Regions from separate parts of the Mus musculus genome. Here region 2 is linked to region 1. A link is a loop called in an ENCODE intact Hi-C map of the cell type or tissue named here. Cell type or tissue: gastrocnemius. All regions are shown on one strand. Region 1 overlaps Tenm3 (teneurin transmembrane protein 3). Region 2 has its middle 16 kb from the start of Tenm3.

Region 1 (8,000 bases):
GATTTTAAAATAGATTTTTCATCAACTAATACTAGAGACGCTGTGGTTGTTAGGAAATTATGTGTGCTACTGACCAGAAAAAAAATGTTTGGCAAAACTTTCAATAAAATCTAAAATTTTATGCAGAGTGTGTGACCAGAGTAATTGTGCAATTATTAGGTACCAGTTGATATCAGCACAATTACTATACACCAATTGATATCAGTATACTAGAATCTTGGTAACAGTTTCTTTGACATTCTTTTTTTTTTAAAGGAACAGCGCTTTTAAGTGAAATTACAATTGTTAGCAGAGACCTTCTAATTGGCAGACACATGCCATCCTTCACATGATAATTTCTAAATCAAGTATTTAGGAATGCTTTGTGATCATTTTATTCTGCTACAAAATTTCCAGTTTGCAAACAATACTAATATTGGTATACCCTCCTGAAGTATTTTCAAAACAGGAGGAATTAAGGTATTTGGCCTTTTGTTCCTTCATCTATGATCTACATCCTTTGTAAACTGGGGCATCGTGGTTCCCAGTAGGTGATATACCTTGCTTGATAAATTTGGCTTAGACAGTGAACAACACATTTGAAACCAGTTTAATTATTGAGCCAAGTCTCTGAAAGGACTGTGTGACTCAGGAGCCCTCTCATTGAGACATAGCCTAAGCCTGGCACCCTGTAAATAGGTGGGTACAGTCTTAGCCCCTTTAGTTTCCAGTACCTCGTCTATAAAGTGGAACACTACTGCTGGCTACTTAAAGGGGCTTAGAGAATTTAAGTAGTAGGTGTTAGCTCAGGGCATAGCACTTGCCAATCATGCTAGTGACTTGGTTTGATATCCAGGACAAAAACAGAATAAAGAAAAAGAAAGATACACACCAAAATGCTCAATATATTATGCTGTCCTGGCATGAGATGTTCTATGGTAGTGTTAGCTTCACATGGTCATATATGAATATTGCTGTGTTTGAGATTGATTTTGTGTTAGCATCTCTGACAGTCTGGTTCCAGTGCTTAATAATTATCCGGGAATGTAAATATCTTGGTTTCAGTTGCGTTCTGGTTCTGATTCTTCAAGGCTGTAGGCTTTGTAGGGAGAGGCCAGAAGCACTGTGACTATGAAGCAAGGTCAGCACCAGTTGGAGGTAACAGCTCATTCATGGGCCCATTTTTAAAACAAAAACAAAAACAAAAAAAAAAAACCCCAATCTGCTTTGATTTGGTTTGGTTCATGCATTTTTAAAAATCTTCCTTGTGGTGTGCAGTCATTAGTGTTTTATGCCTAAAGAACTGAATTCAGTTATAAGTAAGATTCATTTAATATTGCAAGTATGATTCCATGTGGTTATTCATTCGCAACATAAAATAGCCACATGGTTCAACATATTTAATAGTTTCTGCTTGTGCAACTGTAGGGAATTCTGCAGATCCTCTGTAAGAACTACTTTGGTTGTGAAGGCAGTATCCATAATGCTAATTAATCCCAGCATCATCAATATGGCCAGTGATGATAGAAGAAAACAGGAACTGAATGTGTGCCTTATGTCTGCACACTGCCCTGTGTGACCCTTTGGTGGACTCCCAAAAAAAGATGGCAGTGAGTGACTGCGTGGATGGGTGTGGTCGCAATCCCATGGTTTTCCTTGGAAAATGTATGGAGACCCCATCCTTCATATGTCAGCAAAGGAAACAACTTAAAAACATCTCTTCCTAGGTCTCTTCTGTCCCTACCCAGGCTCTGTGAAAGTCAGCCCTTGATAATTCTTAAGGGATGTTGTCTTTGTCTCATTTGGAATAATCACTTTTTGTATTCAGAAAAACTAGACACATACGTAGCGTACTTCCAATATAATGCTACATTAAAAACATTTGCCTAACCTGGATCTGATATTTATAAATGGGCATTGCTCAATTAGCATTTTAAATTGGAATTTTAATAAATGCTATCAATCAGTGACCAATTTGCATAGCATTTATCTGGGGAAATGAGCGTGCCAAATATCGGTCTTCTTAAGATTCATCTTGCCCCAAACTGTGATTTATTTAAGCTCTTCAAACCATTCATTCTTCCATTAAAGAGTCCGTCCATCTTCCTGTGTTCTCCCGTTCTGATCCAGATCTGCAAATCCGTGGTCATCAGAATCAAGAGATACATTTCCCAAGGACAGACGAGTCCTTGGGTCTTAGCAATTTCCAACTCTGCAATGTTCTGCCTATTTAATTTCTCTAAGACTCCAAGAACAGCTTCTTCATGCTCTGTTTTCAGGTTATATAGTGTGTACTTGCAATGTCTTGGGGCTATCCACCCAGAGAAGAGTCAAGCATTGGAGAATCTGTGAAATGATTCTTTCAAAACAGTTGATTCAGGGAGGTATTTGCTTAAGAGCTTTGAATTTTTTTTTTGTGCCCTAAAAAAAATATCTATTGTTCTCTTTTTTGACCCAATTTTACTAAAGAGAATTTCAAAACCTTGAAATAACTTCAAATTTTAGATTGTCAAAGGAACGTCTAAATTTTAAATAATTGCTATTTTAAAGTAACTTCTATGATATCTTAATAATGCCAATTAAAGGTCCCAAATCGATCCCTCCCCGCACAGTCTGGAATAGGATGCGTTTGGTGAATCGTGGTTTTTAGAAGGGCCTCCTTCGTTATGAAAGAACAGTAAGAGGCAGATAATTTGCTTAAATATGGAGTGGCAACTGCTATTTCTCGGTGTGCTGATGGATGTCTGAGAAGGTCATGGAGATTGAGAAGAGGAAGTCTGCAGAGAAAGGGATGCCTTCGTAACCTTGGACCCTTAGATGTCAGGACTATCAAAGCCAAAAAAGGACAAACATGGTTATCGTGGAATCCTGAGGATATGGAAAATGATTGTCCTTCCCCAAAAGAAGGGGGGAGTGGAAGTACGTGGATTCTTGAAAAATACAGGGATGAAATGATAGTTTATCTCCTACAGTATCATCTTTTGGGGTGTGTGAGTCTAAAGTGAGTTAAAATGAAAAATGAAAAATGGTAACAATATATTGATTAAAATGAATGAAAAAATATGTACATATGTATGTATCTTTTATAACTGTAAAAAAAAAAAACCCGCTGGTAAATCTAAAAATCCTTGAACAGCCATTCTCAGAGTACTGGAAGTGGTGTCTGAAGGGGGAGGTAGAATGTTCTAGAAGAAAGAGAAATTAAAAGGCAGGACGTTGGAATGGAGGGATTGAAAAATATGATAAAAGTGGAGCCCGAGGAGAGGAAGGGACAGTTTGGGGAATAAAAAAAAAATTGAGCGCAGTAATATTGAAGTATGTTTTATTTAAAAGTAAAGCTGGTTAGAACACATTAGCTTTTGCAGATCAGGGTTGGCCAGCCCTGCACTTCATTCAGAGATCAGACCACTTGGTCTTAAGCTTCCAGCTCCAGGGCCCCTGGTGACGGTCCCCAGCATCTGGGGAGGAGGGGGGCGCTAGTGGTGAGTACCGGGATGCACGGCCGCCCCTGCGCCGTCCCGGGGCCAAGAGTGGCGGAGCAACGTGACCGAGGCTCAGGGCGAGCGCGGGCTGCGCGGGTCCCCGCGGCGCTCCCAGGCGACACCCACCCACGCGCTGCGCACGCCGGGCCGGGCGAGCTAGACTCCGGGCCGCGTGTGGACTCCTCCCGCCTGCAGGTACGGGCTGGCGCGCCTCTGCCGGGACTTAGTTGGGCCGACCAGAGGAGAAGTGGCGGTCCCCTGGGTGTGGGGTGGGGGTGTGATGAAGCCTGTGCTGTGCAAGAAAGGTGGCGGAGCAGGGCTCGGGATTCAGGATGCGCGCGGGGAAAGGAGATTCTTTGTAAGCCCGGGAAAGTCGAGCGGGTGGAGACTATGGACGTTTGCAGGATGCACAGCAGCCTGCCGGGCTGTACGGGAGCACAGTGCTGCTTCGGGGTGTGCGCGTGTGAGTGTGTGTGTGCGCGCGCGTGAGTGTGTGTGTGTGTGTGTGTGTGTGTGTGTGTGTGTGTGTACCAGCTGCCGCTCCCTCCAGGGTCTCCGGAGCACGCCACCTGATCAGTTGGTGGGCAGTTTCCAGGCTGCTTCGGCTCGGGTGTGCAGGTCTGTGCGTGCGTGTGTGCATGCGTGCGCGCTTGTGTGCAGACTGTGGCGAGTGCCAGGCGGCGGCGGCGGCGGCAGCGGCGGGCGGGCCGCGGCGGGGCCAGGCTCGAAGGGGTTAAGCGTCGCCGCCGCCCCCTCGGCGGCCGGGTGTAAACAGAGCAGCTTCAGCCTATCATGTCTGGCTGCCGCTCGCAGCCGGAGCCCCGAGCCCGGCGCTGTAACGCGATCCGCTCCAGACCCAGGCAAGTTGGCAGCGCCGGGCTCCGCTCCGCACGGCCACGGCGAGGGCGCGCGGCGGCAAGGTGGGTGAGCGCGGCCTGGGCGGTTCCTCGCGCGGTTCCACGCGCGGCTCCGAGCTCTCTCTCGGGCGCGCGGGGACCCCCGACTCCGCGGTCCCCTCGGCGCGGGTCCCGCGGTCCGTCCTCCCCGGTGGCGGCGGGATGGGAGGAGGCTTCGCGCCGGTGGAAATCGGTGCAGAGGCAACATTAGCATCTGAAATTAGGTGGCTTTTTAACCCCTGAGGGTCCAGATTTAAGGATTTAGGAGAGGTGGAGGCAGAACTTTCCCGAATACTCTTCGCCACCCGGAGTGGTGCAGGTAGCCACGGGGAGATGGAGTCTTTTGTTCCCGGTATTTTTAATTAAATGGATTTCTAAAATGAGTAATCTACGGTCCAAATCTTTGAGGTAAAACTGTCTTTTTCTTTCTTTCGTCTTCTTTTTTAGCCTCCATGTGTTCTTTTGACTTTTGCCATATATCTTACGGAATTTGTTTGGAGCAAGTCTTAGCGATCATGATTTTGAATAATTCATGTCAGAAATGTTTAAAAAATCTGCTTCGAACGTAAATGAATCAACCTTTTGGTTCCATTAACCGAAATCCATCATACTAATTGCTTAATGGGGGCGAAAGGTACAAAATAATCTTGCTAATTAAAAGAGCAGGTTTTTGCCTGTGAAACACTCCGTCCCTTTTTGTCGTGAAAAGATTTTTTAAGGGGCACGGTCTCTAAAGAAATTCAACTTTTGCAGATGTGCTTCGATGTAGATTACTCCTGTGGAAAAAGAGTTGCGCATAGTTGGGGAAACTTAGTTCCAGTAACAAAAAAAAAAAATCATTCGCCTATTTGTGTGTGTATTTTAATAAGACAAAGATCTGCAGCAGCGCCCAGAAGGAGAAATCACATTTCCGCCCTCTCATGTGCTAGCGTGTCTATCTCTGCAATATCTTATAAATGATACATACAGATGCATGTGCCTGTGTCACAGAGTCATTTTGTCCCTGAAAGCCTAATATAATCAAATTCAGTGTTTTAAGATGGTGTGGTTGCAGATTTGATTCCCTTCCACTAAAGTGGAAATACTTTCGGTAATTGAAAGCAGATTCACGTCTGGCGCGGTGCAAGCCAAGGTTTTTCATTTTTAAAATAAACCTTTTGTTCTCTGCTTTTAAAAGAGCCATCCAGAGACCTCTGTGTGCTAATTATTAAAGTAGTTCTTCGGAAGGGATTGAAAATATCCAGAGAAGGCATTTTAGAAATACAGCATAACTTAGTAAGCTTCCCTCCGAGTAGGGTATTGCTGTGCAGCTTTCAAGCTGGCCCACGTTTTTCTATCAGGTTTTCAGGCATTCAAGTGCAACTGTAGTGTTTAAAACACACAACCCCCAAGCAGGGGCCATGTGTTTACAGTTTAAAAACTTGACAGATTTTTGTGTTCTCCCCACCCCCTCCTTTTTTAATCCTGTGATTTTCACAACCTAATGATGATTTTAGATACATCGGGAAAGTCTCCTTAATTTAAAGAGATGTTGATTGCATGCTAGCTGATAGACTGAAATTTTAAAAAGAAAAAAAAATGATTGCAAGTTGTTAGTCTGGTTCCTGTCTCATCGCTAGGGAATAGGTGTTAAAAGCTTTTTCTTTCTTTCTTTTTTTTTTTAATATGACTGTTAAGGACTGAAGTTAGGACACATTCTAAACAAAGAGTCACTTGATATCCTGGCTGGGAAGATAGAGGGAGATGGAGATGTCTAAGCATCTCACCTTCTGCAGGGCATGGACTCGAAAATGAATTATGGAATCATGAGGGAGAGAGTTCAAAGAGTTACACTTTAAACAAAGATAATTGCGTTCAGAAAAACACAGGTATATCCTGAATATTTAATTACTAGCTTTTTAACCCATTACACTGATTATTAATAAAACATGACCAGTATAATATGCGGTTTGATTTCTTAGAATCCACTTGGTAGCTGTTACGTTTTAACCTTTTTTCTCATCTTCTGGAAAGGAGTCTTTTGCACACATTTTAATAAATTTGAAGTGAATATCTCATCTAATTTCAAAGGTCCTTGGTTAAGTATTTCTCATGCAAAGTTCTCTTATAAAAAAAAATTATTTTAAAAAATATTTAGAAAAGTTGTACCCTCCCCCCCCAAATTGGGGAGTGGGGGTTAAGTTTTGGCAGTGTTACATCACATTTCTTAGATACCAGTGGCCTAGTGTATGGCATAATAGAATTTAGTTTTTCTCAAAGATTTAAGGAAAGAAAGGGGATTTTAACACGGACTCTATTGTAGATTTCTGAGCATTGATTTCAGTGTAAAGTCTTTGACCATTTAACCTAACTTTATTTATTTGTTTGTTTGTTTATTTTGGCTTTCTTTTTTATTTTTATGTCCTTACACATCTTCTTATTTGGTGTGTCATGCTTTCAATTTATCATGGGACATCTGTCTTTCATAATGTAGACAAGTGGCAGAGGGAGGCACTGTCTGTATACAGTGATCTTGATAATTAATGCCATAAAATAGATTAAAATGCTGTATTCCAGGTATTCATTTCCTTAAAAGGGGCCACCAGAACAGCGTTGCTAAGCACCCGCCACCACTGCAAGCAACAGAAAATGACCCAAATTAAAGAACCTGTTCTAAGCTGTATTCTTGCATTTTCTAAAGTGTGTTTCAAAAGGTTTAACAAGACTCATTCAATTAGCTCAGAGAAGGGATCTTTTTTCAGCTCTGGTCAGCAATTAAGAGATTGAGCATTGGAGCACCAGCTCTTCATGTTTGTCATTTATTTTGTTTCCTGGGCTTTAACTAAACAATTGTTAATAAAGTTTATTTAAAAAAACAAAAAAACAAAAAACTACTCTTCTATACAAAAGTAAATCTAAAAAGCAGTCTAGTCATTTGTTTTAAGCTTCTATTTAAATTTATTTTATATTAACCTTTTCTCAGTTTAAAAAAGTTTGTTTTCCACTAATATGCCATTTCACAACTTCACTGGAATTGTGCAGGTATACATATATGCCTACATACGCATGTAGTTTAGATTAAGATTTAGCTACAAGTGCTCTGGCTTAGCTTAGACATGAGTACTTTGCAACTCTCAGTAGAGAAATGAGCTATGCTCACTGAACATTTGGATGTTATAAAGATGGTACCCTGAAAGAGGGGAACATGATGCACAGAATTAAGAAAAGAAATAAACAGATTTTGTTTGCTTTTTTTTAATAACCTCTCAGTGAACCTTGAGTTTGATCAGAACTTCCCAACAGCTCTGGTTTAAAGACCCAAACCGCAGCAATTAGAGTACCTCGTGAGTAAGAGGGCCTGGTGAACTGGTTCTTGGCAGATCCAGGATAGTCACAAAAGTAGATCAGGGAGAAAGAAAAGAGAAAGGAACAGAAAACTGTAGGATGTCCAAAACTAGGAGAGAGGAACACGAGGATTCCCAATGGTTTAGATTAAGGGGATCATCTAGACTTGGGCTGTATCAGGTTGATCTGGACAGGTCTGAAGCATATAAACACAGCTTTTAAGTGTTCAATCATAAGTGCTGTTTTGGCTGTGATCGCCCGTTGGAGCATTTACACATCCCGAAACATGCATGTTTCAATGCCAAAAATAACAATCTGA
Region 2 (8,000 bases), 130 kb before region 1:
ATACAAGGCGTAGAGACAAATAAACAAGGCATGTTTTTGCCATAATAGGCTCCTTGCTCTAACTGTCTCAGTTCCATGTTCAAGAGGAGGTATTGAAGTGCAGTGTAAAGATTGTGTAACAGACTGACAAGTGGATAAAATACACAAAAGACTTAGAACCCAATATCATGGTGGTGGGAAGTGATAACCTGCAGACACTTTTTTTTCCTTTCAAGAAAATTAATTTTTTAAATAAAATCATCTGTATGTTATTGCTAGGGTTTACTTGACACCAAATCACATGTGAATCAGACTTATTGTGTGGAAGACATTTAAGAGTAGTATGCAGCTGGGTTTGGTAGCATACTTCTTTAATCCTAGGATTTGTGAGGCCAAGGCAGGTGGATCTCTGAGTTCGAGGCCAGCCTGGTCTACAGAGTGAGACCCAGAACTAAATAGAGAAATCTTCATCTCAAAAACAAAACAAACAAAAAATGGCATTCCAGTATATTCTTCTACTGAGATAACAAAAAAGGTGAGGTAGAGAAGGGCCACGGTAATCAGACTTAAAAAGATGGTAGAGAATTTTAATTAGACTCAGTCTTTTCTCTTCCCAGCCATTATGTCCCAAATAGTGTTCAGCTAGAAAGCGTTAGCCACCGAAGCTGGGCGTCTTCATAAGTTGTCCCAAGAGTGAGAGAGCAGGTGAAGTGAGAGCCATCAATCATTAGTCAGCCCCGCCCCCATCTTCTCCCATTCACTGGACATGGGAGACCCAGGTTGGCGATGGGGTCCAGTCTGCAGAAAGTTCTGTGCTGGTGGTGAGTGAACATGCTACATGGAACAGGGGACATGTGACCACACCATTTAGCATCACACAATCAAAGCAGTTCCAGGATGTCTTAATGTGTTTACTGACACATCGTCATTCTCCCTTGAATATAGGAGAGATGATAATGAAGATAATGAAGCACTCTGCTTAAAAAAGCCATAGATTGTTAACAAATAACAAGCTTTGACGACCAGCGAGTGGAGGAATGAAGCCGCTATTATTCTTTCCTGAAACTGCAGAGGCATTGATTTACTATAGAAATAATTGCATTATAATTGCGTGTGACTTTTCAATGCTGTTTGGAATCTTTTATTCCTTTCAGTGTGCCACCAAAATGTTTAGTGCTTCAAAGGATGCCATAAACACCCTAGCGGAGCATTTGTTGAACTAGAAAATTAGGTGCGATTAGACTAATAAACCAATCTCGCGGGGAGCTCTTCGCGAGGACGAGGGTTTCTTCAGAATCTGTTCCTATGGCATTCTGTTTCCTGACATTTTAACCCTAATTTGTCTTCCTTTTAACTAGATGCTTTCGGAGACACCCCGTTTCTGTTTGTTCTACCCTCTTCGCTTCTGCCAAGTGCTTTCTTATGCTTCTCTGTCTTGACCTTCCCTGGAAGGGTAACTCCCACAGGATGACTGCTGGTCATCTGCAACCCTGAGTATGTGTCTGGGTCACCATACCTGATTTCAGTGTGATGTGTGATCCTTACTTTGCCAATGCTCTTGGTGGCGGTGTCTACAGGAAAGATGTTCCTTTGTTGTTTATGATGGTAGAGAAGTCAGAGATCTGGTAATAATTGTCATTAGCTTTCCATATTCTGCAGTTCTTACTGAATGGGGTGATTTGTACTGCGTAGGAGAAGGCTAAGATGAGAAGAAGGGCTGGCACTACCAGGCTCTATCTGAGAGCCCAGTAGGGTTGCACTAAACAATAGGGAATGCAAGCAAGTGATCTTTCCTATTAGGTCAGTATGTATAAATTACACTGACCTATACTTTATTTACTTAAAAAAGTTTACCCTTCCTTCCTGTATTTTCTCATAGGGCAGGAAACCACACTTGTATTTGAAATATGTTTTCTGAACTGGGTTAATGCGGCTGACTTACGAGAGCATACATGAGTACATTTGTAACTTAGGGTACATTTTGTAAGCGTGTTGTAAAATAACCTGGACATTCACTCCTCGAATCTTGAAGCATTTGGATCCATTGCTTAAGGAACGTGTGTCACAAACTGTTCTAACAACAACAACAAAAAAATTCAATTATAATAATTGGACATTTTCTATTTATTTTGCATTACTATTAGCCCCGCAGTTTTTAGTACTCATAACATTATGAACTCCATCAAAGACTAGCCCCACGGGCCCTGAGGACTTGGGCCAATAACATAATGGTAAGTCGCATCATGTATATAGTTCATCTGCCTAGTGTTTTGAGGTTTTCAAGTTGTATCCACTAGGAAGGCTCTGTAGATAAAGGATGAGAGGGAAAGGCATTAGGTACATTAGTTGAAATTGGCATCATGATGCCAAACTGTAATAAGCCTTAAGGGAGCTCACTGTTGAATCTACTCAATTGAATGCTGCAATTTCCCATAACAATTTAAAAGGCCTGCAGGCATGCTAAAGTCATAGCTGGATCTTTCAGTTAACACTCTGTAACATGACCCCAAAGCCTCATTTACATCACAGCAATTAAAATATATTCCACATTACATGCTTGCTACCATGTACTAGAGAAATAATTCGACCAAGTGCTGTGTTTTCCAAAACACAGTCATGAAAAATCAGAGAATTCACAATTTCTTCTCTCCAAAGTGATATTTTCATAGCGTACATGATTACTGGGGGTCATGTGTTTATGAAGGGGCAGAGGGCAGAGCAGGAGAAGAAGATGCAGTCAAGATGCCTGATAGTTAGTAGTCAAGACTATTTGGTGGCCCACGTGAAATTAGGTTCGTGGTCTTCGTCTGCTCCATAGGTGACAGGTGTCCAATATGCAAAATTATTACAGCAATCAGTGCTAATTGGCCCCCTACATGTAACCAGAAAGTAGAGGGACCAAAAATTAAATGAGTATTAAAATAATTCACCTCCTACCTGCAGAAATGCTATCTCTAGACAGGGGTAGAAACCTCCACAGAGCCCATTTAGGAAGCTGAGGGAAATTTTCAATGGCGCCCAACCTTGGAAGGAATTATTTGTACAAATTAGAGTCCTTCACCAGTGCTACTGCAAATTTAATTAAAATCTCTCAGCATATAGATTATTAACTGACAGGACATCTATTTATTTGTCTGGTTGTTGGTTGGTTTTGTTTTCTCAGAACAGGGTTTCTCTGAATTCCTTTGTAGACCAGGCTGGCCTCGAACTCACAAGGATCCACCAGCCTCTGCTTCCCAAGTGGTGCGATTAAAGGCATGCGCCACCACGCCTGGGTAGCATGCCCATTTTTAATGAGATGAGCAGCAAATTAAATTTATCTGACAGCAAAGCCACCATGGCCAGAATGGGATCCTATCTTCTAGACAATTGCTGGTGCACTTTGGCAATGCCTTTCCAACTGCAGAAACACAGACAAAATTGACTCACTTCTCACTGTTGTGGTGGCTTTATATTTATCGAGTAGCCACAACTTAGCAGATTACCTTGAGAGTGTGGTTTGTTTGCTTGTTTGTTTTTTTTAAAACAATTGTCTGAACACGTCGCCCTGGTATTAAGCAGTGGCAGAAGTCCAGCTTTGACACTTGGCAGGCAGGCAGGCAGCCGGAGAACCAAGTGTGCTGACTTTCTCTGTGCGTCTACTGGAACACTCTTGCCTGCACTGCCCTTTTGTGGTCAGGAAGAGCGGTGAAAGAATCCTGCTTCAGCAGACATCTGAGAAGGCACCAGCTTCAGCTGCTGCCCAGCTCCACTTTAACTCTCTGCCTTGCTTTATAACTGCCATTAGTGGAAACATGGGAGTGAATTTAATGGCTTTTCTTGCTCCCAAGCCTTTGTGCTCATTATTGAAAGGGCTTCCTTTGTGCCGACAAAGTCCCCTCCTAGGCACCCACTTGAGCAACAACGTGGGACAGCCTGAATTACAGCCCCCAGCCCCTCAGCAAGTGTCTCTGACCCAAGTTGAGCCATGTCTACCGACCTTCTAAAAATGTCTGAATTATGCACTTATCTATCTTTCTGATGTAAAACATCCAAGAAATCCAGGGCCAAGTGATTGAATGCACGTTTCCTATTTTTACTTAACTAACTGGCAGCATTTAGACGGAGCCAAAGTGCTCAGTGTGCGATGCATACACACTTTACGATGTATGACTAAACTTAAGATGTCAAAACATTGAATTAGGTGAGACTACACCTCGGGAAGCATATTTATAGTCCTTGATACGGTTACATTTCAGTTTGCTTAAAAACAAATAGTAAACACTGGTGGTGTAAAATATTACAGGAAACCTCCATGTGCAGCCAACTTCCCAGGCTGACTGTAACAACATTGGTCCCAAGTCTCATGATGTTAGAAGCTAAATCTAACCCCAAGTAGCCTATGGCATCTTCACAGCGCACCAAGAGGGTCTGTTTCTTTTTCAGTGTGTATATGTGTCTATGGACGTTCATGTGTATGCAGGGACACATGTGTCTATCTATATAGTCTATATGTCCATGTGTGTGCATGGATATAAAGCCCAGAAGTCAACCTCAGATGTTATCATCAAGAACCCTTTGAGGTAGGATCTCTCACTAAACCCTGAGTCCACCAGTTAGTCCAGACGCCCACTAGTTAGCAAACCCCATGGGTTCCACTGGCTTCATTCCCTAGCACTGGGACGACAAGCTTGGGCCACGATACCCAGCGGTTTTATGTGTATTCTGGGACTCGAACCCAAGTCCCCTTCCTTATAAGCAAGCAATTTGCCAGCAGTTCCCAAGAGGGGTTCCTTCAGATTTTTTGTGGCCACTTAGGCTCTCAGACTGAATCCAAAGTCCTTTTGAAACCCTGGAGCAACTCTACCATGGGCTTTTCCATTCCCTTAGAGATACTCACTTCAAGGAGGAAAAGTGTTTTGAGGGAATCTGTTCATATATATCTTTCTTCCACTGGACCTCATTACATTGAGGGACTATGTTCCATTCAACACTGGACCCTGCTTCTCCCTCCCTGGGAGTTTGTGAAGAAGGTGCCATTTGGTTGGGCTGGGGCTTTTCAGACTGAGATCAAAACTGTCCTGTAGGCAGTAGACAGAATGCATGTTTATTATAGCAATTTTGCCTGTGGGTTACCGAGGCGTGAATAACGGCAGTTATCCTTTATTCTCCAAGTACTTGTGGGTAGTTATCAGGTATCCACCTAGTTGTTACTAAAATAAACCTAACATAGCTCTTTGAATCCAGAGCCTCTTAATCAGCTTTATGGCTGCCCTTGAAAGCCCCTTCAGTGTTTGCCTACCGCCTTCTGCAACCAAGACATAAATATTTGGATAACGTTATATATGAAATCATTTTGAAATTATTCGTATGGAGGCTGTGCTCTCCACCTCGTTCTGTGGAGGAATTTCTGAATAAGCGCATAAAAATTCACGACTAAAATTCCATTCAAAAATTTTAGCAAAATACCAGTTTCCTTCTGCGTGTCTTAATTCCTTGCTGTCTGACTTCTGTAACTGAGCTTGGATCCATTTTTAATCCACCTAGTGCCCTTAGGTGACTAATGTGGATGTTACTCTTGCACATGGGACAAAGTTCTTGACCTAATGATAGTAGCTGGATTTTATCAAGTATGCATATGCCAACCACCACACTAAACACCTTGAATTTATTTTAATCTCTTCTAATCTTCATGGTCTGTCTACAAGAAGGCTATTAGTGTGTGCTTGCTAGGAAATTAAATATAGGAGACAGAGCCTTAGAGACTTTATGCAACCACTTAAGGCCACATGTCTCATCAATGGTAAATAGTGAGAGCTAGACTTTACACATGAGTTTGTATTGTTGAAACTCCTGCACTGTCTTGTTCTTTACGCTTGTATCAGTATAGATATTTTTAGTTGAAAAAATGCAGGCTAGGAACATATTGTTTCCGAATCTGTTTCTAAATCGTATTTCTGTCTCTGAGGTCTGTTTCTTCTTTATAGACTGCAATGGCAGGCAGTCTTTCTCCAGAAATGTAAACAAGCTCCAAGTTTACAGCCTCCCAGATTAGTAACAGCAATGAAATGAAATAGGCTTGCAGCCAGTGGCTTTATCAGATGTCCCGGGACTGACCTTACCGGCACGAATTAGGTCACAGGTCCTCTCCTGTGCAATCACTGACATCGAGTGTCAGGGCCACATGAACCAACTCTCTCATCTCCACGGAGGGAAACACAGGTTTGCAAGGAGGATTCCAGTGACCATGAGGAACCCCATGAGCGTAGCCTGTCCCCATGGATAACCGGACCACATGGGGTGGAAGACAACTAAAGAGAATTGGGCCCATGTCCCCATCTGAAACATATAATACCATACATTCCATTGGCCCTTTATTTTTAGAGGAGCAGCTTGGAAATGTTTTCAGTATATTCAAGTGTCTTGTTGGCCTTGGATTCTTTTCCTTACTCCTCCGATGAGTTTCATTTGGTTTTTATTTTTGCTTCCCCCGTACTGGGTTCTCAGCAGATTTAAATATGATGGTATTTTCAATAGGACAGCCTCATGATTGTTAACAGTGGGTCTCTTGATATCCTGAATCAATTTGTTAAAACCCTTTGCTGTTCCCTGCAGTCCCCCTTTCTTTCTGTCTGCTTTGTTTGTTTTTATTTATTGTTTTGTTGTTGTTGTTGTTGTTGTTAAATGTTACTGTTTGTCTTTTTGAGACAGCATCTCCTTAAGTAGGCTTTCCTGGGACTTTCTTAGTAGCTGAGGTTCACCTTGAACATATATTTCCAATGTAAGCCTCTTGAGTATTGGGGTTGTTCGTGGGATTTTCATTGTTTAATTCTCCTGCTTGTTCTAAGATTTTGATGTGAAGGCAGTGACTGAGGATACAGGTGTGATGGCTAGGAATGAAATTCAATCTATAAAGTGATACCAAGAAAATCTAAATTTGATCCCCAGAACCTATGGAAAAAAAAAAAGTCAGGCGTGGTGATGTGTGCTTTTATAGTCCTGTCCCTAGGGAGGCACAAATAGGTGACTGCCTGCATGTCCCTGGCCAGCTAGTCTAGCCCTCATGGTAAGTCTCAGGCAACTGAGAGACCCTATCTCAAAATAAAACAGTAAATGGCACCTAGGGAACAATGGTTGAAGCTGTTCACAGGCTTCCATACATATACACACATGCACACTCAAACATATGCACATGGGCCAACACATACACACTCATGCATACACACATGCAGCAGCACATACATGCTCATACACACTTACAAACACATATACATACATGTACCAGCACATGCACACACTCATACATATAGACATATAAATTCAGAGACACAAAAAGATTTGGAATAATGAGGAATGGGTTCAAATTCTGATCAGCTGCTGTCTGTATGATCTTGGGCAAGTCAATCAATCCCTTTTGGTCCTAGCTCTCTTGTACGAAGTGGGATTTATAATTCTTAGCAAGATTATTGTAAGGGTTAAGTGAGGGCATATATGTAGAGCACCTGCCATATTTTAAGCACTCGATAAATAACCAAGATAGAAATTAATAATTCACCAGAAGCTTTTCTGGCCACTCTTAAGGAAAGGACTCTGCGCAGCAATTAGGGAAATGACATCAACTCTTTATCTCAGAAGCCCTTTCCAACTGTCACCAGGCCCATCAGATGGGACTTTAAGTCATGGATAGCTCCAGCCATTTTTAAACCATCTAGAAGGCCAGCTTGTCTTTTTCTCTACAACCTAAGGTTTGGATTCGGGTTCCTGTGGTTTATTGACAGCATAGAAATAAAGGAAGAGTAAGATACTTGAGTGTGAGCCCCAGTGTGGCCACAATGGTGGCTGGACTTGAGACTTTGTCTTAGCGCTATTCACTTTATTTCCTGTTCCTTAAAACTGGTAATTCAAAGTCTCTACATGCAAAATACTTAGTGTGGGAGCGTTTCATGAATGGGTGTCATTTTTCCACCTTGTGTTTGACTATAGCTGACACATCTACCCAGATCATTCATTCCTTTGAAGTCGGAAGGACCTCCTCCAACCAA

The links. Hi-C counts contacts between places; a loop is a spot of excess contacts. Peaks named below come from ENCODE experiments on the same cell type or tissue, not always from the same donor. Only the 100,000 strongest peaks of a DNase experiment are listed, where the experiment ranks them.
Region 2: it touches region 1 in a loop (7-fold over the local background); 3 of 42 quality-filtered maps call a loop at or near these places.

The regions. Positions count from the first base shown.
Region 1 is chr8:48,551,534-48,559,533 of GRCm38, reverse strand. All of the region lies in intron 2 of Tenm3 (teneurin transmembrane protein 3), which reads left to right. Among named protein-coding and RNA genes, the nearest start is that of Gm39178, 110 kb to the left of the region's middle. In gastrocnemius, a CTCF peak has its summit at 3,479; DNase peaks (open chromatin) are centred at 3,624 and 4,270; H3K4me3 peaks cover 2,658 bases; H3K27ac peaks cover 2,628 bases.
Region 2 is chr8:48,686,451-48,694,450 of GRCm38, reverse strand. It overlaps a transcript of Tenm3 not described here. Among named protein-coding and RNA genes, the nearest start is that of Tenm3, 16 kb to the right of the region's middle. In gastrocnemius, a CTCF peak has its summit at 3,655 (motif pointing left); DNase peaks (open chromatin) are centred at 3,272 and 3,574; H3K4me3 peaks cover 585 bases; H3K27ac peaks cover 4,297 bases.